2 separate regions of the Homo sapiens genome follow, and region 2 is linked to region 1. Evidence: read pairs that join two places in POLR2A ChIA-PET (ENCODE). Cell type or tissue: MCF 10A. All regions are shown on one strand. Links, peaks and the distances in the headings refer to the core of each region. The heading gives the core; the rest is flanking DNA. Region 1 overlaps MAST4 (microtubule associated serine/threonine kinase family member 4). Region 2 overlaps MAST4 (microtubule associated serine/threonine kinase family member 4).

What was found. Peaks named below come from ENCODE experiments on the same cell type or tissue, not always from the same donor. Only the 100,000 strongest peaks of a DNase experiment are listed, where the experiment ranks them.
Region 2: POLR2A ChIA-PET joins it to region 1 with 31 read pairs; 4 of 35 experiments call an interaction of 5 or more read pairs at or near these places.

Annotation. Positions count from the first base shown.
Region 1 is chr5:66,951,610-66,963,953 of GRCh38, forward strand. All of the region lies in intron 4 of MAST4 (microtubule associated serine/threonine kinase family member 4), which reads left to right. Among named protein-coding and RNA genes, the nearest start is that of MAST4-AS1, 46 kb to the right of the region's middle. In MCF 10A, for the core only: no CTCF peak of the experiment used is centred there; DNase peaks (open chromatin) are centred at 7,182 and 7,552.
Region 2 is chr5:67,005,561-67,017,904 of GRCh38, forward strand. All of the region lies in intron 4 of MAST4 (microtubule associated serine/threonine kinase family member 4), which reads left to right. Among named protein-coding and RNA genes, the nearest start is that of MAST4-AS1, 7.6 kb to the left of the region's middle. RefSeq lists a silencer at 9,461-9,755. In MCF 10A, for the core only: no CTCF peak of the experiment used is centred there; DNase peaks (open chromatin) are centred at 5,401, 5,771, 6,901, 9,611 and 1 weaker place.

The sequences.
Region 1 (12,344 bases), core at 2,529-10,528:
GTGTGTGTGTGTGTGTGTGTGTGTGTGTGTGTGTGTGTGTGTGTATTTTTTCCCACTGATGAACCAATGATAATGTTCCTCTCCTTTATAACTTTGTGCTTTTCTTTGGAGTTAGTAATTGGGGTGTTTTTCTCCTTTTTAGATTTTATGTAGCTGTCATGAATCCTTTCCACACTCTTCAATAGAACTATAAAACTCTTGTTGGCACTTTCTATGTTATCAAACATATCAGATAACCTGTAAGTTTTTTTCTCAAAGCCTCTTCCTGGACCCTCCAGTTTTTCTGTTCCAAGCTGGACGGTGTGCTATCTAGGTCTCCTGCATGGAGGCAGTTTTTGGTGATTTTCCTCACCCTCATTAACATGGTAATTCCCTTCGTCTCTCTCCATGTTCCGCCCTTTCTTTGATCTCATGCATTTCTCTTAAATGGTTTATTTCATTGTTCATGTGGAGCATATCCTGCAGGAGCTTCTTGAGAAGAGGTGTACAGGTGGCAAACTTGACACCTTAGATGACAATGATGAACCCTCTCTGAGGAGAAAGGGACCCATGTTGTCTGGGGAAGGAAGAGAAGCAGGAGAGAAGGATGAGAGAGAGACAGATGAGGAAGAGAGGAAGATGTTTCCACCCTGATCTTTTCTCATAATGCCTCTGTAGGCCAAAGTCATGTCTTAGTAATTTTGCTTCTTTAATGCCTTGCCCACAGTGAACACTTAAGATATGTTCTTCAGTGAATGAACACATACAGATAGCCTCATATTTCCTGCTCTTTGAAGTGGTAGAGAGTCCTTAGAAGCCATTAGCCAGCTTCTTATAAAGACCTGCTTGAAAAAATGAACTCCAGTTATTAAAAGATGCCACCAAAATTATATCTGTTTCTTACCTCCTCATCATATAGAACATAAATCTGATCCCCTCCCCCGCCATTAACTTTTATTCTACTCTCCCTGCTTCGCCAAATGATACAATCCTTGAGACCCAAACTTGCATATGGTTCATCTTTGCATCCCTGATAATGCCATGCATTGTATAATTCTCACTAAAGATTTGTTCAATGACTTCATCACACACACGGCCTTTCTGATGTGCATTGAATGAGCCTGCCTTGTTCCACCGTCAGAGACTTTACAATCGCTGCTCCCTTTGCCTGCAGCACTCTTTCCCCGACTCTCATGACCTGGCAATTTTCATCCTGCAGATGAAGCTTGCCCATCATCTCATCTTCCCAGCCCGATCTAAAGATACTGTCTGTTCCCTGACCCACTGCCCATCATCCTGTGATGGGAGTACCTGTCATTATCAGAAATGACCTTATGTGTGTCTTTATTTATTTTCCCTGATAAATGGAGACTCTATAGATGTACCTTTCTGTCTCATCCACTGCTGTATCACCACACCTAGAACAGGGGCTGCTGAATAAAAGTGTATTAAATGAACGATATGAGCTGTTGAGACAATGACAATGTTAATAACTTCATCTAACCTTTGCTGGCTTATGTGAGTGGTTAGAGAGCACATACACATTCACCTTCTTTGAAAGTTTTCCTCAACCATGCACACTTTTTAAGAATATATAAATAATTGAACATTCAGGGAACACGATTGCCCTAAGATTTTGTGTGTTCCTTATGGATACCTTGGATCTAGAAAGGAAAGAGGTGAGAAAATATTGCATTGGGGAGATCTGTCCCTTGAATTTCATCTGAGAAATCAAAACTCGTACGTTTAAATCCTGTCTGCCCAGGTGCCTCAGACACATACAACTGGCTTTACTCTTATGTCAGCCTATTTAACTGTGCCCTCAAAATAAGCAGTGGTGAAGCTTATTTTGTATGTAGTTTGGATCATATTGCTTTTAAGAATTCCATATCTAGGTTGCTGTTCCTGTATGGCATGGAGACCCTGATAATTAGGTTTCTGTAACTTAGAGACAGTCTGAGGCTCTGTCTATAAAAAGCCATTCCTCCTGAAAACGGGACAGAAGTATATACATACACTAAAGTAATATTCCCCGAGAAGAAATGTGGCATGAGAAGCAAAACAGTTCGAGTGCTCCTCCCTTGCCCCATTTAAGTGCAATGAAATCAGAATCGACATGTTAAAACTAGTCAGTGATGCCGAGGGTCCTGCAGAAATTGACCCTTGTCTCTAGAGCAAGATTTCTAGAATAGCACTTTTGATTTGGGGCTGGATAATTCTTTGTTGTGGGGCAATATCTGTGTGCTATAGGATGTTCAGCGGCATCCCTGGCCTCTACTCACTATATGCCAATAGCAGCAACCCCCTTATTCCCTGCTGCAAAGGGTAAAACCAAAAATGTCTTCAGACATTGCAAAACCTGGTTGAGAACCACTACTCTAGAGAATGCATAGAAGAGATCTAGCCTTAAACCATTCCTCTGGGTTTGTTTAAACCCCATATTTCCACCATTAATGCAGCAGTGGTAGGGAAGACTCCTTAACTTCCACCTTGTCATATATATATGTCTTCTCAGTCATATCGAAGTACTGTGGTTTAAACCAATGTCCCCCCACAACCCACCCACCTCTACTGATAAAAATATATCACACTACTCTAGTGTAGCCTTAGGTTCCTCTTCTGCACACACATGTATACAGCTAGTCCATGATGTATGCCTTCCAGCCGGCAAAGGTCTTTTCTGGGTCTTCATGTGGTATCTGAACATGTCCCAATTCTCCATTTTCTTAAGACCACTCTTTGAGGTCATTGCTCTGACACTGTTTAGTTATGTAACACTGTGGTGAGCTACAATTATTTAAACAATGAAAAATCTCCTGAATTGGTGGTTTCTGCAATATAGGGAGGGTCATTCATTCATTTTCAGCACATATTTATTGAATATTTATGTGGGCTGCTCTTGGCACTGGGATTAAACAGCTATAAACAACACACAACACACTTGCCTTCTTGGAGCCTACACTCTGATAGGGGAAGACAGACAATAAATAAATATATGTTAGGTGAAAAATACATCAAGATGAGAAGAAAGCCTGGGCGTGGTGTCTCACACATGTGATCCCAGCACTTTGGGAGGCTGAGGCGGGAGGATCACATGAGCCCAGGAGTTCAAGACAACCCTGGCCAACATGGTGAGACCCCATCTCTACTGAAAATATAAAAATTAGCTGCGTGTGATGACATGTGCCTGTAGTTCCAGCTACTCAGGAGACTGAGATAGGAGAATCGCTTGAACCCTGGAGATGGAGGTTGCAGTGAGCCGAGATCACGCTACTGCACTCCAGCCTGGGCAACAGAGCAAGACTCTGTCTCAAAAAAAAAAGGGAGAAAGGCCAGATATACTGGCTTATGCCTGTAATCCTAGCACTTTGAGAGGCCGAGGTGGGTGGATCACTTGAGTCCAGGAGTTTGAGACCAGCCTGGGCAACATAGTGAAACCCATCTCTACAAAAAATACACACACAAAAATTAGCTGGGCATGGTGGAATGTGTCTGTGGTCCCAGTTGCTCAGGAGGCTGAGATGAGAGGATTGTTTGAATCCAGGAGGTGGAGGCAGAGGTTGCAGTGAGCCGTAATAGTGCCATTGGACTCCAGCCTGGGCGACAGAGTGAAACCTTGTCTCAGAAAAAAAAAAAAAAAGAAACACTAGATGAGGGAGCCTTGTGTTTTCAAATAGGGTCAAGCAAGATGTAAAGGAAGTTCAGGAGCAGGATGTTTGGACATGTCAGGGGAGAAGAGTTCTAGGCAGTGGGAACTGTAAGTGCAAAGGGCAAGAGGCAGGAGTGTGCTTGGTATATGTGAAGGGTAGTGAGGAGTGTCAGGGAGGGAGCTGTAGAAGAGGGGATGTGGAGGTGTGGTATGAACATACCATATGGAGCTTTAGAGGCCTGGTGAGACTCTTCTTCAATTTTTTATAAGACAAAATTTCAAACATACACTGAAGTACAGAGAATAGTATAATGAACCCCTTATTTGCCTATTACCCAAGTTTAATAAATAGTAACCAAAGCCACTTTAATTTTATATACTCTTACTCTCCCTCCCCAGATCATTTGGAAGCAAACTCTATATGTATTACTTCATATGTAAATATTTTTGTATGTGTCTATGAAAGGGAATTAAAGGTGATCATGGTCCAATATTATACTTTAAAATGATTGGCTAGTTTTATCAGATATCCAAACCATGTGTGTATATATATGCACACAAGTATATACATATACTCAATATATATTTCAGGCTGAAGTGTGTACATACACAATATCATGCTGATTATTTCCTAAATGCCTGATTATGTGTGTGTTTGTTTATAGTTTTATTAGTTTGATATCAGGACCCATTAAAAAGTTCATATATTACAATTAGTTGATATGTCTTTTAAGGTTTTTTTTTTTGTTTGTTTGTTTGTTTTTTGGTAAAGACAGGGTCTTGCTATGTTGTCCATGCTGGTCTCGAGCTCCTGGCCTTAAGTAATCCTCCCACCTCAGCCTCCCAACATGCTGGAATTACAGGCATGAGCCACTGTGCCTGGCCTTCTTTTAAACTTTGGGTTCCCTTTCCATCTTCCCCCTCCCCCATTAAAATTTTAAGAAACCAGGTCATTTGTTCTGACTTTCGTATCTAGCTTTTGCTGATCACGTCTCTGTGATATTGTTTAACACATTCCCTTGTCTCTAACCTGTAACTTGATATTTCGATGTAGAGGCTTAGTTGTATCCAGGGGTGCTGGAGTCTTTTTGGTAAGACTACTTCATGTGTGTTGTCTTGAGAAGTTCACAACGTCCAGGGTTTCTCTCTTTGTGATGTCAGCAGTCACTGATGATCATGGCTTAGATTCCCTGGGGTTCTTTAGAGTCTACAAAATTTTGATATTTTACGACCGCAGTTCCCCCTTTATTCACCAATTGGAATGCATCTATAAAGTGAATGATTTCCCCATCTGTGAGGTGTAACTCATAGGGAATGCAGGGGATGTGCTTGATTCTTCCCCTGTATCAGTTTTCAAGATTACTGCAGCAGTTCTCTAGCATCCCCTCAAGGTGACGTAATTTTCTCTTCTTGAACTCGTGACTTTAAACATTTGATGTGTTGTAATACATTACCATTGTTGTTCCTATTGATGCTTGATTATCCCATATGGGGCCAAATGTCCTAAATTTGTGGCTTTTACTCACAGGGAAGCTGTTGGAGGATTTTGAACAGAAGAGTGACACATTCTGAAAGAGATCACTCTGGAGTTTATGTGGTCACCAAGGTGTAGAGGGTACCAGGGAGGAAGTAGACCATTTAGGAATAATCTAGCCAAGATACAATGTATTTTGGGTCAATGTATTTTGACATTAGGTGGAAAGAATGGTGGCATTCTGGATATTTTACATTGAAAGGAGGCTTATTTTGGAGTTTTGGAGGGCAGGATGGTGAGTTTTCTTTTGGGTATGTTAAATTAGGGGTAGTAAAAGGAAACTGAAGTGAAAATGTATTGTAGTCCATTGGCTATATGGAACTGAAGTTTACTTCAGAAGATCTGTGTGTAGAAGGCTATTGAATAATATTCTAATGTGTTTCCTGAGATGAAGGTCTACTTTAAAAGTTAAAGAATTTGTGGATTTCGCTTTATTTTTTGTTATAGGGTGGTAACTGATTTTTTTCTTTTCTTTGTTTATCATAATCTGGCTGTGACACCCATGCTTTCGAACTTTCCCCGACCAACTTTCCTAAGGAAAGTTGAGGCCTCTTTTTTGTGTTCCATTATATCTTGTTTGTTTGTTTGAGATGGAGTCTTGCTGTGTTGCCCAGGCTGGTCTCAAAACTGCTGGACTCAAACCGTCTTCCCGCCTCAACCTTCTGAGTAGCTGGGATCCATTATATCTTTTTAGTATTTCCTTTTGTGATGCTTTTTTCTACTAAATTACAATTACTTTTTACATCTCTAGCTGCCTCTCTGTGGAGTCAGTGACTATATTTCAAGTATGGATTTGTTACCTCCAAAGGATAAGAGGATTGGTTGGTTCTGTGAGCTCACACTGAGAGATAAGCTGGTACCTAGTTAACAATGGGCATTAACAAATGCCCCAGAGCAAGTTGATAGTTAAGGATGTAGAAAAGAGTTCTGAGAGTATCCTATAAACCTCCACTGGCCCATATGCACCTTTGTGGAGTTAGAAACAGGTAGCCCTCCAGAAGGGCACAGAGCTGAGGGAGACTTCGTGAAAATGAGAAAAATGGAGTGGAAGCAGCCCAGAGCCAGGTGCAGGCATAAAACCATGGAAAGCAGACCAGATGTTGGTTCCTACTTCCCTCCTTGCCCAGGGCACAACCTGAACAGCTACCTGTGGCATCCCTGCTTAGGCAGACCTCTGGGATAAGAGTAAATTTACAGACCAGGATCTAATCCTATTATAGCCGCCAACTGTGTGCCCTCAGTTTCTTCATCTGTAAAAAGACAGAGTTTGACTTCATAGCCTTTGAAATATAACTGCTTGAATATACTTGCTATTTTACCGCAGTTTGGCTCTGTCTCTCTCTCTCTCTTTGTGTGTGTGTGTATGTGTGAAAGAGAAAGAGAGAGAGAGAAAGAGAGAGAAAGAGAAAGAGATGCCTTGTAGTACTTGAAAATTAGAATTCTTGATAAAATAAAGCTCTAATTTGTTCTAGTGTTTCTTTTCAACAAACCAGGGGTTGCCAAGTTTTAAAACATTTTAAAATGCATTAGAGGAAGTGAGTCAGTTACGTTCTTCATACACTACAATGGAAGTACACTTAGTTCCAAGTTATGAATGCTGTGAAAAATTAGGTTCTTTTAATAAATACAAGATGAAACTTTCAGGCTTTCAAAATTCATGTTCTTTCTTTCCCTCCTTATTCATATTAGATTGCTTTTGTAAAGTATACAGCACTGCGATCTTAAAAATGAGCTTTTCGAAAATAAAAATCCAAGTGCCTATCTCTTGCATTTCCAGTTGGTAGTTTCCTATCATCGGGTTTGCCTGTTCACACAAGTCTTTGCGGCACAACGGAGTCTGACTTCCCCCAAATTAATGCAGTTAGTTTATTCCTCGTTCTGATGATTGCCATATATAGAGAAAGATCTAATTATTTTTATGTGGCACTATTCCTCATTTATTTCTTGGGGACTATGAGTGATTTAGTTAACTCCACCAAGGGAAGTGTAAGATGAGCCTCCTCAGGGTGGCTGAATTCTATTCGAGAGCATCACAGGGAGGTGGGGAATAGTTGACGTGTGCTGAGATAAACTCTTTTACAAGTATGACACTGTTGCTTTATTTTTTTGCCCCAGTCTGCAGGGTGAAAAGGACTTTTCATTTCACTGAGGTGAAAAGTGGGTCTGTGAGTAGAGCGACTTTCTTTAAAAAAAAAAAAAAAAATCAGAAACCAATTACTTGATATGCAGAGCTGCAAGCCTCGTTCCTTTAACAAAATCAGTGCAGTGTGCACTGCCGTTAACCTGAGGAAAGCAGCTGACATCTCTTGATTACGGCTAGAGGTGGAAGGACCCAAACTTGCAGCCTCCCCCTCCCCCTCGAGAGAGTGTTAGTCCAGTCCTTTAGAGAGGTTCGGTTTGGCTCTCTGTCATCACCGGGACGCTGGCAGGGAGTGTGTGTCATGGTTACAATAGAGTGTGCTAACATATAACAACCATGAAAGCCCAGCGGGAAAGGCTACAGATTCCGGGGCTGACCTTGGAGTAAGTATTGTCTGTCTTTAATATTTTAATGCTTTCTGCATGGCACTCGCTTTCTGGCGACCAATAGCTATTTAGCATTTGTTTGTACTGACAGCCTCAGAGCACTGCAGTGTGAGGTGGAGGAACATGTCTTAAATGCATGGCATTTGGTTTCAGCTAATGTGGACACCCAGACCAGCATTTTGCATTGCAGTCAGAGGAAAAGCATTGCTGCATATTTAAAGTTACTAAACCCCAGTTCTGGAAACATCTTAACAGCTCATTGTGAAAGAATGTATCAGTAGGCCATGGTGTATCTGTCTTTTTCTCCTTCTCTCTTACTGTTTGTTTATCCCTATGTTGCCTTTTTCTAAAGAAAGGCCTCTGTCTGCATTGAATAATAGAAGACATTACAATGGATTAGAGTGCAAGAGAAGGGTTATTTGTGACGTTCATTAGATGTGATCCATGTTTTATCTGTGCAACAGAATATTAATGAACTGTGGTACATTTAGAATCCTCTCTGCAGAATCTCCAGCCACTGCATGCAATGTGTTTACCTAGTTGAGCTGTGTGTTTGCTTAGCTGTTTTTTTTTTTAACCCATTAACTCATCTGACTGCCTTGTGATGTGATGTAGCTACATGAACATGTCCACATCTAATTTGTGGCGCAGAAGTTAGACATCTGTGATGCAGGAAGTGTCAGCAAATTTTTATTTTAAATCTGTTAGTCAAAGATGCAGAAGCTGTGAGTTAGTCTGTGCTGTCACACTTAAAATAATAAACAGTAAAATATAAATCCGGTAGACAAACATAAATATCCCTCTTTCTAACTTACAGCACAGATATAAAATTACATTTCAGTGAATTCTGTACAGTCCCAATAATCTCATACTGGACTGTCTGCAGAAAGAGACTGCAGAATGAGAACTGTGCTTGGTTCTGAGGATTTATTATTCCTCTTGAATTTTGTAGATGCATCATACAAGAGAAATTATTTCCTTAATTAATAAAAGCATGACATTCTGAAGTGAATACTTTTCTAATCAGTCCTTGCTCTAAAATTGTGCCCTGATTTTATACTAATGAGGGACTCACTTACAAAAAGTTAGAGGGCTCTCACAACCTTCTTGCTAGCTGTGACATTCTTCATATTAGAGGTACGAATAGTATTTACCCATTGCCCTAACATTTCTCCCATCTCCACCCCCACCCTAACATTCAACTCTCACCATCTGTGTGGAATATTTTAGTGGCATGCACTCATTCTTCTACTTAACCCTCCTCTCTCTAGCTGGAAATGCATAACTAAGCCATAGCTCTGTGTTTAAAACCCAGGGGCATTAACCTCCCGCTTTGCTTTTGCCTCTGTTTTTTGTTGTGCTGTTTCCTGGTTGTTTTCTTTGGACTTAGTAGATATCATTTCACATTAGGCTTTTTCTTTCTTTCCTCTTCTTCCTTTACTTTTTTTCTTTCTTTTCTCAATCTTGTCTACATTAAGAGGAGACACTTCAAAGTAACTTTTTAAAAATATGAACTCAGCTGTGTCAAACATTCCATTTTATGATTAGAAGGACTGAATTATGCCACGAGTTTTATGACCTTGCCAGCGTCGACACAGGACATAACAGTCAGCTAAACACAGGGGATCTTTGGATGTTGTTTTGGTATCAGGCCACGCCCCCTCCTTCTATCCTCTTATCTTGGTAAATATTACTGTGCATTTAAAATAGGTAATTCTGTTTGCCTAGGGAGCGTGAGAGTGGAATAGAGAATCACTCTTAAATATCATTGTAGTATTAGTATGTGATTTACTTTGAACATTTTGTTTACCTTGAAATGCAAAATTACTCTAAAATGGACATAGCTAACTTTACATTCACTCATGGAGAAAGCTAATTCTGCAGTCTTTGAGTAAATTCAACTTCTAGCCACTGCAGAGGAATGTTATAATGGAAAGTCTTATCACAGATTCTATTAAAAGCAGATTTAATGTATATAAATTTAATTATCTGGGAATCTTACAGTCTTAACTCACACAGCAAATGTGTAGAACAGCTTTTGAATGTTCATCAGACATTACTGTTTTTCTTTCAGAAGAGTTTATTCCATAAGCACTGCAGCTGTGGAGTATTATATGAGCCTATTTTATGCTCTGTAGATGCAATCTAGAATTTTCCATTGGATTTATCAGTAAACACAGGGCAGTTTCTGATTCCTGTTTCAGATATTGAAATCTTAGGTGTGAGACATCAAATATATATTTCAGAAATTAATAAGTTGTTAATTTATACAGAAATTTATGATGCCTAAATAGCCTATGCCTGGCTTTCCAGTTTCTGAGAAAGGTAGATTTTTTTGTTTTTTCTTTTTTCATTGTAAGTATAGAATTGGGTACATAGACACTTCGTAGCACTCATCATGTGTGTTTCCGCATAGAGACTGGGAATGGTGTTAGTGCCTATGCATGCCGATTTTAGGACAGGAAGGAATAGATAAGACTGTACATAGACAAAATGATGGACATATCAGGGGACATTCCTGAGAGCTTTCCAATGAGCTGCTAAGTTAGAGTACAGCATGTTTAAGAGCAGCAGCTTTTGAATATGCTCTGAGTGTATAAGGAAAATAATTCCTTACTAATTACAAGTGCTGGTACCAAATCAGAGAATGGTCTTAGAAGATATAAAACTTTACTCTGTTGAAACATTATATTTTTTAATTAGAGCATTTGAGCAATAATTTAATATTTTAGTTTAAGACAAATACAGCCAAGTCTCAATTATCCATATAATGGGAGACAAGGATGGCATTTAGGATTTGCAAACCATAGTAAGCCCAAATCTGATTTTAGCCATCATTGCCAACCCTCTGTGCCAATGAAGAGCACAACCAGCTTGAATCAACCAAAATGCAGCTCTGTTTCAAGACCTCATTCTCTGAGATAGGAAAACATGATACAGTGTAGAGCCATCGTCCAGCGGAGAGGCAAAATAACATTCTTTAAGAAACTCTCTGCACTAGCCAGGCACGGTGGTGCATGCCCATAGTTCTTGCTACTCAGGATGCTGAGATGGAAAGCTCTCTTGAGCCCAGCAGTTCAAGTTCGGCCTGGGAGGCATATGGAGACACCATCTGTAAAAAAGTAAAAAGGCAGCCATGGTGGCTTACGCCTGTAATCCCAGCACTTCGAGAGGCTGAAGCAGGAGAATCACTTGAGCCCAGGAGTTTGAGATCAGGCTGAGCAACATCTTGAAACCCCATCTCTACAAAAAATACAAAAATTAGCCAGGTATGGTTGTGTGTGCTTATAGTCCTGGCTACTTGGGAGGCCAAGGTGGGAGGATCACTTTGAGCCCAGGAGGTGGAGGCTGCAGTAAGCCACTACACTCCAGCCTGGGTGACTAGAGTGAAACCTTGTCTCAAAAAGAACAACAACAACAACAAAAGACAGGAAAGAAACTCATTGCACTATAGCAGGAGTTTCTATTGCTCACTTCAGTCTTAGAGTTGGGGCAAGAATACCTACAGAATACTTAGCTAATTTTTACTTTGATTTTGCCATGTAAAAATAGTTGGTAACTGACTAGCATCAACTCCATGCTTTAATAGATCTATTAGATCTATTGGTTAAATTGTTGTACTGTATCTAATTTAAGTTTTATCTCCCTAAAAAAAGAGACATGAGGCCAGAAAGAAAAAAGATGAATGAACTCTATTCCAACCACACTGTGATGAATATTTGAGAATTGGCTGGAATAATCATGGTGGTTTGGATGGGTGGGTGGGGAGTGGGGGGTCAGGGATTATAATGGTTCATTGACAGTTGGATTTGAGAAGACCTCTCTGGAAGATAAAATAATATATAACTACATGTAATAATTTTTGAAATTATTTATTTTGAATATATGCATAGGAACACTTTTTATCATTGCCCCTGAGGATTAGATAAAATATTGGGTCTTTGTTATAAGGAAGACTTGTTTTTCCTTGCAAAAGTGCTTAAAAACGCATCTTCCTATGGGGAAATGTTAGTTGCTTTGCTTTGTAAAAACTACGATATTTCACCTAAATTTTTATTTGCATTGTCTTCTTAATCTAGAATAAAATATACTCAATATAAAATGGCACTGGATTTTCTTTGATGCAAAAATCACATGTCAAAGTTATCTGCCAAGTTGCTTTGTGACAAAGAAAAGGCTCAAATAAAAATGGCAGCTGTAGTTTTTAAAATGTAAATTTCAGCAGGAAGCATTTTACTTGTTCTGTATTTTAGAGCTGAAAAGGGCAAGTGATTAGATGATTACCTAGTGGTGTAGATAAGCTTGCCATAGTGATTCTGGCCTAAAGGGAACACAGTCCCTTAACTGAGCTATGCTATTTTTACTGCAATCAATTCTCCCACTTGGAATGACGTTATTTTAACTTTCAGTCTCACTCCCAGGAGCCTGAGTCCAACCCCATCCAGCCCAGGCAGTCCTTGTAGTCCTCTCTTGGCCTTTCACTTTTGGAGGTAAGCATGCTCCAGGGCCTGCCCAGGGCTGCTTTGTCTTTCTGTTGCCCCATTTCCCACCACCAGCATTTGATTACTTCAGACTCTGCAATCCACAATCCACAGGGTGAGGAAACTGGTTGAATTGTTTACTTGGTGACTTACTTGATCACTTACTCTATTTAGC
Region 2 (12,344 bases), core at 2,762-10,761, 54 kb after region 1:
AGAGGCAGATCTACATAACTTTGTCATTTTGATTTTTCAATGGTTTGCTGGCATTTATTACTAATACAGGAGTGTCCTTTTCATTTTGTAACGTATATTTGATAGAAAAGATGGGGAAAGAAAAAGAATTTTAATGTCAAGATGAAGCTCATGCCACAAGTGACAGGCAGTTCCAAGAGTTTGCTGACACTTGTGTTGAGAGACTATGACTTTGAAGGAGGCATTTCTCACCACATTTGTGTCCAGCACAGAAAAGTAAGATTGTTGTACTTTTAGAGGGGCACACCTTTTGAGTTGTGTTAATACTGATTCTTTGTTTTCCTTCAAAACTTGCCTTGCATGTACATGTGAACATGCATGAGAGCAACTTTGCAGTCAGATAAACAGGATGCAGGCTCTCAGATTTGGAGCTTCACAATCTCTATGCTTCAGTGTTCAAAGAACCCAAGAAAATGGTTCGTTCTTTTTGGTTATACCTGTAACTTTTTGTAGTATAAATGTGGATATGTGATACTTTAGAAAACTTAGTTTTTCCTTTTGAAGTTTTTCATGGTTTCTTACATTTCAGAAACATCCTGGAATACTCACATACACTGTTTATATACATGGGTGCACACACAAATCACATGTGCACCTGTGTGTATGAGAGAGACATCTGGCAGGTTTCAAAGTCATATTTGCTTTTTGATGCAGTTTGAAGTGTTGATACCACTAAACTATGTTGGATTCTGAAGTTGTACCTTTTAAGTAATGTGACTATGTTTTTCTCGTTCTGCCATATATGGTCAGAGACCCTCTCTTGTAGTATTGCTCATTTTGTAGTATTGCTCATCAAGTTGTGTCAACCATGCACCAAACCTCCAAGACAACTAATAAAGTTGAAGAGAGATACATGCTACACATGAACTAGGCCACTGCTCAACATGGTGATAATTCGTATGATTTCTTACCATTTCAGCTGGACAGAATCCCTTAAATATTTCTGAGTTGTGTAGTCCTGGCTGCGGTACAGCCTCTACTCTTACCTGGAACCAGTTCTTAGGGAGAGAAGTCTGTTCTGGCATCGTATGTGTGTGTCTGAACCCGTAGAGCAGTTGGAGCCTTTCTTCTTCCTACCTACCTGTTGATAGTATTATTGGAGAGAGTCAGATGCAGGAGGATTCTCAGGCTGCTCTGAGCCTGGCTTTAGGGCAGTACCTGTCCAGCCTGAACACTCCAATTCAGACAGCTCACACTGACAGAGAGCCTAGATTCTAAGGAAACCTGAATTCTTCCCAGTAAAATGGGAGAGCATTGGGTGGGCTGTTTCCACCCCAAGTCATGAAACCGTATCTTCAATTTGGCAAAATAGAGAGGGAAGGGGATTTTCTTCTCCCCCTTTTAAGAGTAAAGGTTATGACAGCCTGTTTGTTGCTGGAGATTTTCAGGTTTTGCAGTTTGGAAATAAACATCCCAAAGATCATCTCTACATCCATCGAGTCATTGTCTGTCTCAAAGGGCTAGCATTGCTTTATATTTATTATGTAGATTCAGAAGGCTAGGTATCCTCATCTCCAGGGCAATGTATGTGGCTATTGCATCCTGTTATTATACAGTGATCAATTCTGGCTCCATGTCCTTCCCTAAGGACATGAAACATGTGCTTACATTGTGACTTCTACTTTTGAGATGCCCCTTAACTGTTCTAAATCCTGTTTCCTTTTCCAAGTCTAATGCTGTACCTTACCGGGCTGAGTAGTTTTTCTCCTTTCCAAAGGACCTTTCTGTTCGCAAGTTGTTCTGTTTTGCCATCCTCGATAAGGGTGTCCCCAGTGTCCAGGTGAGGACACCTTGCTGTCATCATCAGTCAGATATGCCTTAACCCTTGAGATATCTCTCATTCCCAAACTTAGTTCCTCTCCTGCACACTTGCTGACTTGTGTGACAGATTGTTCATTTTGAATATTTTATCCCATCTGTTTGTTCTGATTAACATTGTAATCTGGAGGACTTTATCTTAGCTTTTTCTTTAATATCAGCTTCTTGCATCTATCAAAGTAAAATTCAGCTTTGAGCCTATGAATGAGCATCTTAGAACTCATAAGGATAGAATGTTTGTCACACTTAAACGAGAGCTTGAATGGTTTCAGACTCTTACCTTAAACCTTTATTATGGTAGAAATTGTCATCATGGAAACTTTTGGTTTGCTACATTACGTTTGCCTTATAGTTCAATGTGATGCTGGTTTGTTAGTTTGTACTCTCAGAGAAAAATATTGAAGGTTTTTCTTAAAACCTACAGCCCTACTTGTGCCTGTAACTCTTGGGGTTCCTGAGGAAAGAAGCCTACAGACATACTCTCAGGCCTAGATTCTCAAAGATGACACAGTACTGATGAACTGAAAGACTCTGTCCCTTGTGCTACGTCCCAAGGACAGTATATTATGCCCTTCATTCTCTTTTGTCTTGACCATGGCAGACATGAGATTGTTGGGATGCACACTGGCTTTTGTCTACTCTGTTGCTGTATAGCTTACATGTTCCATTGGAAATAGTTCCTTCTATATAACTGGCTTTGTCCTCCTCTCCCTTCCCCTCATTTCCTCAAGGTAGTCTCAGTACAGCCATTCACCTGCTGCTTTGAGGGACAGAAACCTAGGCATAAATGAAGAGACTTTATACGAAAACTTGTTGCTTTAGACTGAAGTAATGATTGCATGTTTCAGAGATTTTCAGTTTCATAGGTCTGTGGCTATTCCATTCATTGAGGATCCTCTCACAACTCAGAATGGAAATTAGTTGGCCTGCATTCATGTCACTGCTTATGTTTATAGCATCTTTTCTTTGCCCATTGGATGAAAAACTTTTGGGGGAAACGAATCAAGCTTCTCTTTTAATTATATCTGCTCTCTGTCACACCTTAAGGAAAGGGCTACAATTGATTTCTAAATGTTGCTGCTAAGTTTTGAGTTGGGCCTTTAGTTTTGCTGAAGTGCAGTCTTGAGAATCCAGAAGATGCTTGTGTTTTAACCTTAATGTTTAGAAATCTGTCATGTTTTCATTTTGCTTAATGATAATCTTTCAACCTTGATGATGCCTAAATCAATAAAACCATTTTCCACGCCGATGGGTAGTTTGTGACTCAGTTCATCACTTTGAGCAAGTTTCCAAATGTCTTTTTCTGAGAACCAAAAAAGAAGTTTTTGGGGTTTTTATTTTGGTAGTTGTTTTTTGCAGAATTCACATTACTCAGTAATTGCTATGAACAGCAGGTACCTTCAGGGATCTTAAACTAAATCCTGTAGTTGTCAGGATGTATTGAATTTTTTATGCATTCGGCATCTTCCCTTCAGATACATCTGTAGTGTTTGATGAGTTTTTCCTTTGTTTTGCTCATGAATATATGTCATGACTATGAGAACTATAGAGAATCCTCTTCCCTCTTGCCCTGGTATTCCAGGTGTTAGTAAACCTGTACTCACCCCTTTTACCCAAATCCCAATTAACTCCACATTTATTAAGCACCTATTGTGTACCTGGGCACTGTGACCCAATTTTGAAAGCTGTAGGCATGCTTTCAATGAAGACAAGTAAATGAATCATTGCAAACCAGGACAATCAAGAAGTATTTACAAGGTACATATAAGCCATAGGAGCTCACATATAAGCTCAGTGAGTAAGAGAGAATTTGGTCTCAGGGAACCAGAAGAGACACCACATAGAAAAGGTTTTGAAAGATATTTGCTGTTGACGAAAGTGAAGAACAGAGCCTTTCCAAGGGGCAGGATAAATGGTGTGTACAAAGGCCTGGTGACCTTGGCAACACAGAGTTCCAGGAACTAGACATGGCTTAGTATTGCTGAAGCAGAGAGTTGGAAGGGGCAGTACTGCACAGTGGTTAAGAGGGTCGTTCTGAAGCCCATTTACCTGGGTTAACATCTTGACTGTATGAGATTGGTTATGTTAACTTTGGACTTCACTTGCTCCGTCTATAAAATAGGGATAAGTATTTATCTTATAGGATTGTTGTAAAGATTAAAATGCATTCATATGTGTAAAATGCTTAATGAAATGACTGGCATGTAAAAATTCTCAATAAATTTTAGCTGTTAATATTACTGCTGTCATTACAAATGAAGATGAGTAGTGGGTGGTGAAGCTGCGGAGGAGAGCTGAGGCGCTTGGCATATGAGGGAGTTTGGTTTTGATCCTGTGCTGGGAAGACATGTCTAGCCACACTGGGGTTTAGGTCTGGGAGTGGGGGTGAGACCTGCAAGCCAGTTAATAAGTTCTTGGGGTAGTCTGTTTAAAAGATTTTGCAGGGCTAGATAAAGAATGAAGTGAGATTGTGCCTTTGAGAGATATGAAGGATATGACGTTGATAGAAGTTGATGAGCCATTGACTCTGAGAGAAGAAGAAATATTCCATGATGGCCCTGGGGTTTTTGACTCCAGGAACCAGGAAGAGGGAGGAACCACCTGTACTTATGAGAGTGAGGCGGGGAAAACACAAGAACCTATATTATACTTGCCCCTTTTTTCCCCTAAAGCTCAGTTATTCACATTTATTGAAGATCTGTTGTGCACTGAATACCACGGGATATTTATTCCTTCATTCAGCCAGTATCCCAAACGTGTATCCCATGCTGGTCAAGGGACACAGTGATAAATGAGATAGATGAGTACTTAGGCCTCACCAATAAACAAGTATCCAACTAAGTCAATTGCCAATGTGGTCAGTATTCCAATGGCTGTAAGCAAGAGCCGAGATGAGAACATAACCCTGTGGGGTGATGATGGGAGTTACTTCAGATAACGTGGTCAGGGAAGGTCTTTCGAGAAGGTAATATTTAAGGGAGCCCTCAAGGATGAGAAAGAGCCATCATGGGAGGAGTTTGGGGACAGGCATCTGGGAACATCGAAGGCACTGAGACTGGAAAGAAAGAGCCCCCTAGGCAGGCAGCTGAGTACATAAATCCAGGGCACTCAGGCAGGCTGTGCCAAAATAATAAACACGGGACTTACTATTAAGACCATCTGAGAAATACATCAGATTAATACATGGGAGAATTAAAGATACCCCGCTTAAGGAGTGGGCAGAAATGCAGCGAGGTACAGGAAAGGAGACTTAGTCGGAAAAAGTCCCCTATAAAGGGAGGGGACCAGGAGGGTGCTGTCCTGGAAATCCCAGGAGGAAAATGGTCAACACCCCCAGCACTCCACAGAGAGTTGAAGTGAAGGTGTGTGTTGCATCTGGCAACTGGAAACTCATGGATGACTTGAGCATGAACAGGTGCCCCAGGGTGGGGGTGTCATAACCCAGGAGAGAGTGAAGCAAGGACTTGGAGAACAGGGGTGGTGGCCACTCTCTGTGGGCAGCTAAATACAGCAGCAGCGCAGCTATGATGGCCTTGCCTCTGCACATTCGTGGCTGGCCCGTCAGCCCTCCTCCCTGAATCATATCCCCTTACTCACTGTTGCTCACTTTGTTGTCTGCTTCATTGCCCAAATTGGCAATGACAGTTTCCTTTTCACCTCCCTCTGGAAGCTCAAATTTCTTCCGTAGCCTTATGACTGTTCCTTTGTGACATGTTTAGGTTTGGAGTTTCTCTTACTGTAAAGCCCTGACCGAGCGTCTCTGGCTCCCACACACCACCTCTTGCTCTCCTCCTGAGGCCCTGGTACCCCAGCCCCTCCCCTGCAGCCTAGTCCACAGGAGACTGAAGCCTGGCCCCACTTGTTGCTCCTCTCCTCCTCTCCACGCCTGACCTGCAGGCTCTGCCCCTCCCTGAGTCCCTGAGCCCATTTCCTCCCACTCCTTGCTTTGCCCAGGCCTGTTTCGTAGTTGCTTCCTTTCATCCTTGTACTTTCTTTATGCTCTTGACTGTGTCTTCTGCAGGCAGGACAGACTTACAAATCATGCAGGGCTTGCCCCTTCAGTCCTTCTGTCATTTCTAGTTAGCTCTCACGTTGCTAATATTCCATGACGCCGTCCAGTAACCTGGGCTGCCCTTGCTCCTGACCGCCTCTCCCCCAGCCTGGTCAGGGATACCCCTAGAGCAGAGGAGAAAACTGAGCTCCAAGCCCAGAGCTTCCAGCAGCTGAGTGGCTCCTGTTGAGAGCCTGGCTGTCCCAACTGTGGCAGCATTCGCAGATTCTGGGCATCTAAGGCTTACCAGATACAAAGGATGGAAGCAGAAATATGCACAGTTCAAAAATGTTGCTTTTAGCTTCTAGTGTGAAACTTACAGTAGGAGATCACAGACTGTTTTGCCCCTGGAATATGTAGGTCTTTTGTGAGACAAGGGGGAGGGAGGAAGCGAGGAAAGAGTGAGAGAGAAGGGAGAGAGAAATGTGTGAGAGTGCAAAAAGTAGATTTCAAAAGAAATTCATTAAAAATAAAACATAAGAATTATGGAGCATATGCTGCATGGGGAGGCATGGTCTATTCACTGCTATTGTGTGTGTGTGAGAGAGAGTGTGTTTCTGTGTGTGTCTTCACTCAAGGCAGTGGTGGGAGTAGTATATTGATAAGTGCACAGTGATGGGTAGAACATTATATTCTCTAATGGTTTTGCTTGCTTCTCTTTACACATCTATCCTGTTATCAGAAGCTCAAGTAATACCTTTAAACAGGAATCGTAAGCTTCAAGATAGAGACCATTTGCCTTCTGGGTTAAAGATTGACAGGTGTTGGGGTCAAGGAATCATTTGAATTCCTGTGTGGAGATGGCCCATAGAAGAGGAAGCTTGGAATAGGACTCTATCTGAATAATTTGGGAAAGTCCTTCTTCCGTTGGTTGAAATGGAAATAGCTGGTGTCTCACACAGATGGAAACTGGAGGCCCTGGACCCCAGCCTCACCCTCCATACACACCCATCTCTAGTGTGAGTAAGCATGTTATGTTAATCTGAGCTGTCTTCACTACCTGTAACTAGTCATTTGGGAGTGACATCATGGTAACTGAGTAATCCTTTTGAAACTTACATAGTAGAGCCAAGATATTAAAATGGTCCTGGGGCTACCTAGATGAAAGTAGATACAAAGTGTGCATAAAATTGTCTACTAAAAGTAGAGTCAGTCTCTATCAGTAGGAACTTGGTTTTTGTGATAATGTGGTACATTTTGTAACTAGATAGATCTCAAAAGTTCATACATTGTAGTTCTGGTACTGTCCTTATTTCCAGGCAGATAGAAAAAAAGAAAAGAAAAAAATTCCACTAGGAACTTGGTTGTAAATTCTGAAAATGTTGATCTTAAACCTTATTAATACAATAAAAGGACCTGTGGGAATTTTAGCTACATTAATGTCTATTGGACATGCCTATTTGAGAAGGTAATTATACTAATATCACAACTGACATATCATGGTTTTATTTTAAAGAAAAAAGACCATAGCAGAGAATTTAGGCTTTGATCAGTACTTGAAGGTAAAATAGATTGGTAAGAAGAATAGGCAGTCATTACTGTATATCTCTTATCTGAAGCACCCCATTGCTTACTTTATTATAGAATCCTGGGAATTTTTACATTCTGCTTTGTGGTCCTACATTTATCAGTGACTGATTTTGTCAGAGTTTGGGGGCTCTTAGCAAACTGTAATTGCAGGCAGTAGTACAAGCAAAATGCAGATCTTGACATCTGGTAGGCCAACCACCATTTTTATTCTGAAGTTCTTGAATAAGCTTTTAGCTGTTCAAAGTAAGTACCAGCACCTTGTGCCCCTGGAAAGTTTCTAACCTGACATGGAAGTTCAAGTGGCAGTATCTTTTAGAGGTAGTATATTGGGTTCTGAGTGAAAAACCTAGGTGGAGGGAATGAGAAACTGAAAATGTGAAATTTGCTGAGGTCTCTTAGGGTCATAGAATTAGAAGGGGAAGAAAGCTGATGGATTTACCAGGCCCATTTTGCCACATGAGTATTTGTTGAAGCTATCAAACAAAATAAAAGCTGTAAAGAAGTATGCTTTATTCTATCTAATTTTAAATGTTACAGTGTATGTTTATGTCTCACGCTTTACTGGGTTTCTTCCTTAAGAGTCGTTATTGGAATATTATGTAGTCATTGACAAATTTCTCAGCTATGAAATCTGTAGAAAATCACTGGATCCATAGCTTACATAAAAATCACTTATGCCCCTTTCACATTAATGTTTTCTAAAATGCAATAGGATGGATATATTTAAATTGGGAATTATAATAATTTAAAAAGTATAAGTATAAAATGTTTTACTTTTATAGATGTATGAAGGGGTTGAGGGAAAAAATTATGTTTGGCATGGGAAAAACTGCCAGCTGAATAAAGCACTCGAGGAAATATGGTAAATGAAGCCTTTGTTACTGTAAAACAATAGGCATTAAGTGGCTATTATGTAATGTTATTTCTTATGTCTGATTTGAGTGGCTTGTTGATCTTGGAACTTGAGATATAATTCCTGTAAAAATATTACTTTCACTTGGCTAATCTCAAGACTTTTGATACAAAAATCAAAGACTTTTCCAAATAGATTACCTAGATCAGGAACTAAGTACTGGAGCTACTGAAGCTATGTCAGATTTTTTTTTTTTCCATGTAAGGACTGATTTTATCTACTTAACTATTCCCTATCCTAGTACCCTTCCAGATAAACACAAGTAATTTGCTAACCCAAAAACTGGTTTATTGTAAAATTAACCTAGGCTTGCTCAACCACTGCAAAGGGCAGGCATGTGGCAAAACAATTGATAGGCACATCAGTTGCCTTGGCAAGTTGAATGGATGATTTTAAGTTCGCATTTCCATAGTAGGTCCCTAAGCAGAAGGATTTCTCATCTTTGATGTCAAATGGCCTTAGTGACCAGTGGAGCTAAACAGATGTGGGATAATTTGGGTGCTTTAGGTAATAGTTCTTGTTATGGATTCTGCAAAATAAGCCTCTAAGCGTATGAATCATAATTTCCTATATGTTTTAGGATTTGATGTCTGGGGTTACGTATTTGAACCGTGGAATAAAAGTTGCCGTATTTTTACTGTGTGGCCTGTAAAACTTATTTGTAGCATTCTTTCTCAATAGATGCCTTCTCTCCTGTGAAGTTCAGGCAGGTTAGCCTTTGAAATCAAGGATTTTTAAAGTGAAAAATCAATAGTGACTTTCTTAACATTGGAATCCAGGCTTAAGATCAGAGACCTGCTCTCTTCAGTCCAGTTCTTGGATCTTACTGCTTTTAATGCTATTTTACCAGCATAGCCATGGCCAAAATGCCATTTTAGCAGGTAGACTTCATTTTTCTATAACATTGTGATTATGTATTATTTGATGGCTTCTTGTAGAGGAAGCTCTTTAATCAAGAGCAATTGTGGTTTTTCTTACCTTTTGAGATTTAACCTTACAATTAGTCTACCTTCTCACATCAGATCTAGGGTGATTTAGAGGTCAAAGAGAACAGATACTGAACTGGTTAGCTATTAATATGATACAACTTCTTTATGCCATTTCTCGGATATAGAGACATTCCATGGAATGGGTCCCAGGTTGGAAATCCATGAGGGAAAAGGGTTCTGACTCTTGGCACTGATAAACATATTCAGAAATGTTGTATTCCAGCCAGAGTAAATATATATGCCCTTTATACTTTTTTTCAGTTAGCAGAAGTTACTTCTAAACACTTATTTTGGCATTAAGGAAGCTCGTCATGACCTATTGTTCCAGAAAGATTATAGTCCTCGTTTTAAGCCAGTTCTTTAGTTCCCATGTAAGTGGCATGCCCAGCCTGGAGCTGAAGAAACAACCCCTGCTTTTCAAACCTTCCATTCTTATAGGTGTGTCCAGCAGGCAGTGGCTTGTAGCTGTTCCTTCAGCCACTTAACAGGTTTGATTTCAAAGCTTTTTAATAGAGAAACTAACATGTTTGGAGGGGATTCATGGCCCAACATTTATGGATTTTGTTGGGAAGTCTCAGGTGTGTATTTATCTTAAGTATATGTTAAGGCTATTAGACAAAAGTAATTGTTTGTGCTTTGCTCTGTTTTGTTTTTGCCGTCTAGTCCTAGACTGAATTTCTTAAGATTATCTTAGGGATTGGACTGGGAGGGAGTAGTTCCGAGTCCCGAAGGCTATATATCTCCACTTTCAGTTCCTTTTCTTTGGCTGCCTAAAGAGGAGCACTAAAGAGGAGTCAAGTGATTATAAATTCGGCCAAAAGACAGAGAAACCAAGAGCTGGACGATTAACCTCTGAAACATGGGAAGTTAATTACATTTACAAATACTTGGAGGGGCTATTTATGAGTCATGCATCTCTCTGTGACCCTTTTACTGCTTTGGGAGCTTGTGGATGAGGCTGAATCACTCTCTGAAACCTGATAACCTGATAACCTAGTTTGGCTAAGTTTGGCTTCTGTGAACAGGGTCTGAGGATTTATCACATCACGTCATTTTTTCATTTGTATGCCAAATATTTATTGAGTACCTTTTATGTGACCAGGGCTATGATTATCACCTGGGAAACAAAGATATGTATAGCATGATCCTTTTCTTCAAGTAGCTCAATCTAGTGGGCTTTAGACAGTAATACAAAGAATTAGAGTAACATGCGGTAACTGGTAGATCTGCCAACATCAGCCGAGGAGGAGGGAGGGGGAGGATATCTGTGGAGACAGTTTGATATAGTCTCATTTAATCCTCACAACAATTCTGTGAAGAATATGTTATTATATTTATTATACAGATGAAAAAATTGAGGATTAGAGAAATTACTTAACTGTCCCTAAATCTCACCACTAGTGAGTAGTGAATTTGGATAAAAACTTTACTATCTTATGGCCAAAAGAAATACAGCTCCAACAACATTCTAATTACTGAAAATAATATTTGTAAAGCAAGATTTTAGTACCTTTTTAATTTTATAGGACAGTACCCTCTTGGCAATTCAAAAGATATTTGTAGAATATAGAGCTCTGATAATTTTGATCTTTGGTACAGAAAATGCTGCTGCTGTCTGAGGGAAGAGAGTGAAAAATAGAAGTAGGTTTTACTTTGTTTTAAGATTGCTACCTGCTGATTCTCTTTCCTATTAATGGAAATTGTAAATGTATTCTGCTGTAATTTCCTCATCTTAAAGTATCACAGTTTATGATGGTATTTAAATGGGTTTGTGCTTTTAAATTGAAGCTTTACTTATGGTGTCGCTCTGCACAGCTGCTGTCTTCCAGGCCTTTGAATGATTAACACCCCATGCACTCAGGCTTATTTTCCTGAGCTTTCCCTGTATGTATTATAAAATCCTGCACATTCACATAAGTGTATATGTTATCTACACATTTCAAAATCCATGCCGATCTTGTAATAATGCATATAGTTCATCCCTTAGAAAGGACAAAAATTCTTTCTGATTATGGATGGCAATACAATGGGTATGCCAGAAAATATCTGTTGGGAGATTTTAGAGATGATTTACTTATAGGCTTCTTTCCTTTTAAAAAATGTAATAATTCGTCTTGAAGGTGCTATTGCTAACTGTTTTTAAGGAGGAGATGACTCGATGGCACTCAAATACACCTTTTCCTTTGAGAAAATTGCTGTGTTTAGAGAACGAAAAAGTAACTGCTTTGTAATACATAAAACAATTGCATAAGAATAGACTATAAATAATCTACAACACACAAAGGACACAAATATTGTGTCCAGAATTCTCTAAACCACACACACACAGAAAAACTTTACTGGCCATCTCTTAGCTTTTGGTGATACAATATGTGAGCTGTTTTTGAGGAATAGCTGCCCCTACCTAAGGACGGAATGAAAGAAGTCTTCCCTTTAGGAACTTTGTTAAGGGTTAAAGAAAGTGTGTCTTATTACTATTAACCTAGGCCTAAGAGTTACTCAGATGTGTACTGACACAGGGTTTACCACTTGTATCAGGCAACTAGGTGTTAGTTTTGTTTTGTTGAGACAAGTTTATTGAGATACAATTTACACATGGTAAAATCATCCTTTTTCAGGTATGTAGTTCAATAAGTTTTAACAAAGTTATGTAGCTAACATACAAGGAAAGATATAGAGTATTTCTTTCTTTCTTTTTTCTTTTCTTTTTTTTTTTTTTTTGAGACAGACTCTCACCCTGTCACCCAGGCTGGAGTGCAATGGTGTGATCTCAGCTCAGTGCAACCTCTGCCTCCCAGGTTCAAGTGATTCGCCTGCCTCGGCCTCCCGAGTAGCTTACAGGTGTGCGCCACTATGCCCAGCTAATTTTCGTGTTTTTAGTAGAGACGGGGTTTCTTCATGTTGGTCAGGCTGATCTGGAACTCCTAACCTTGTGATCCGGCCACCTCGGCCTCCCAAAGTGCAGGGATTGCAGGCGTGAACCACCGCACCCGGCCAAGTATTT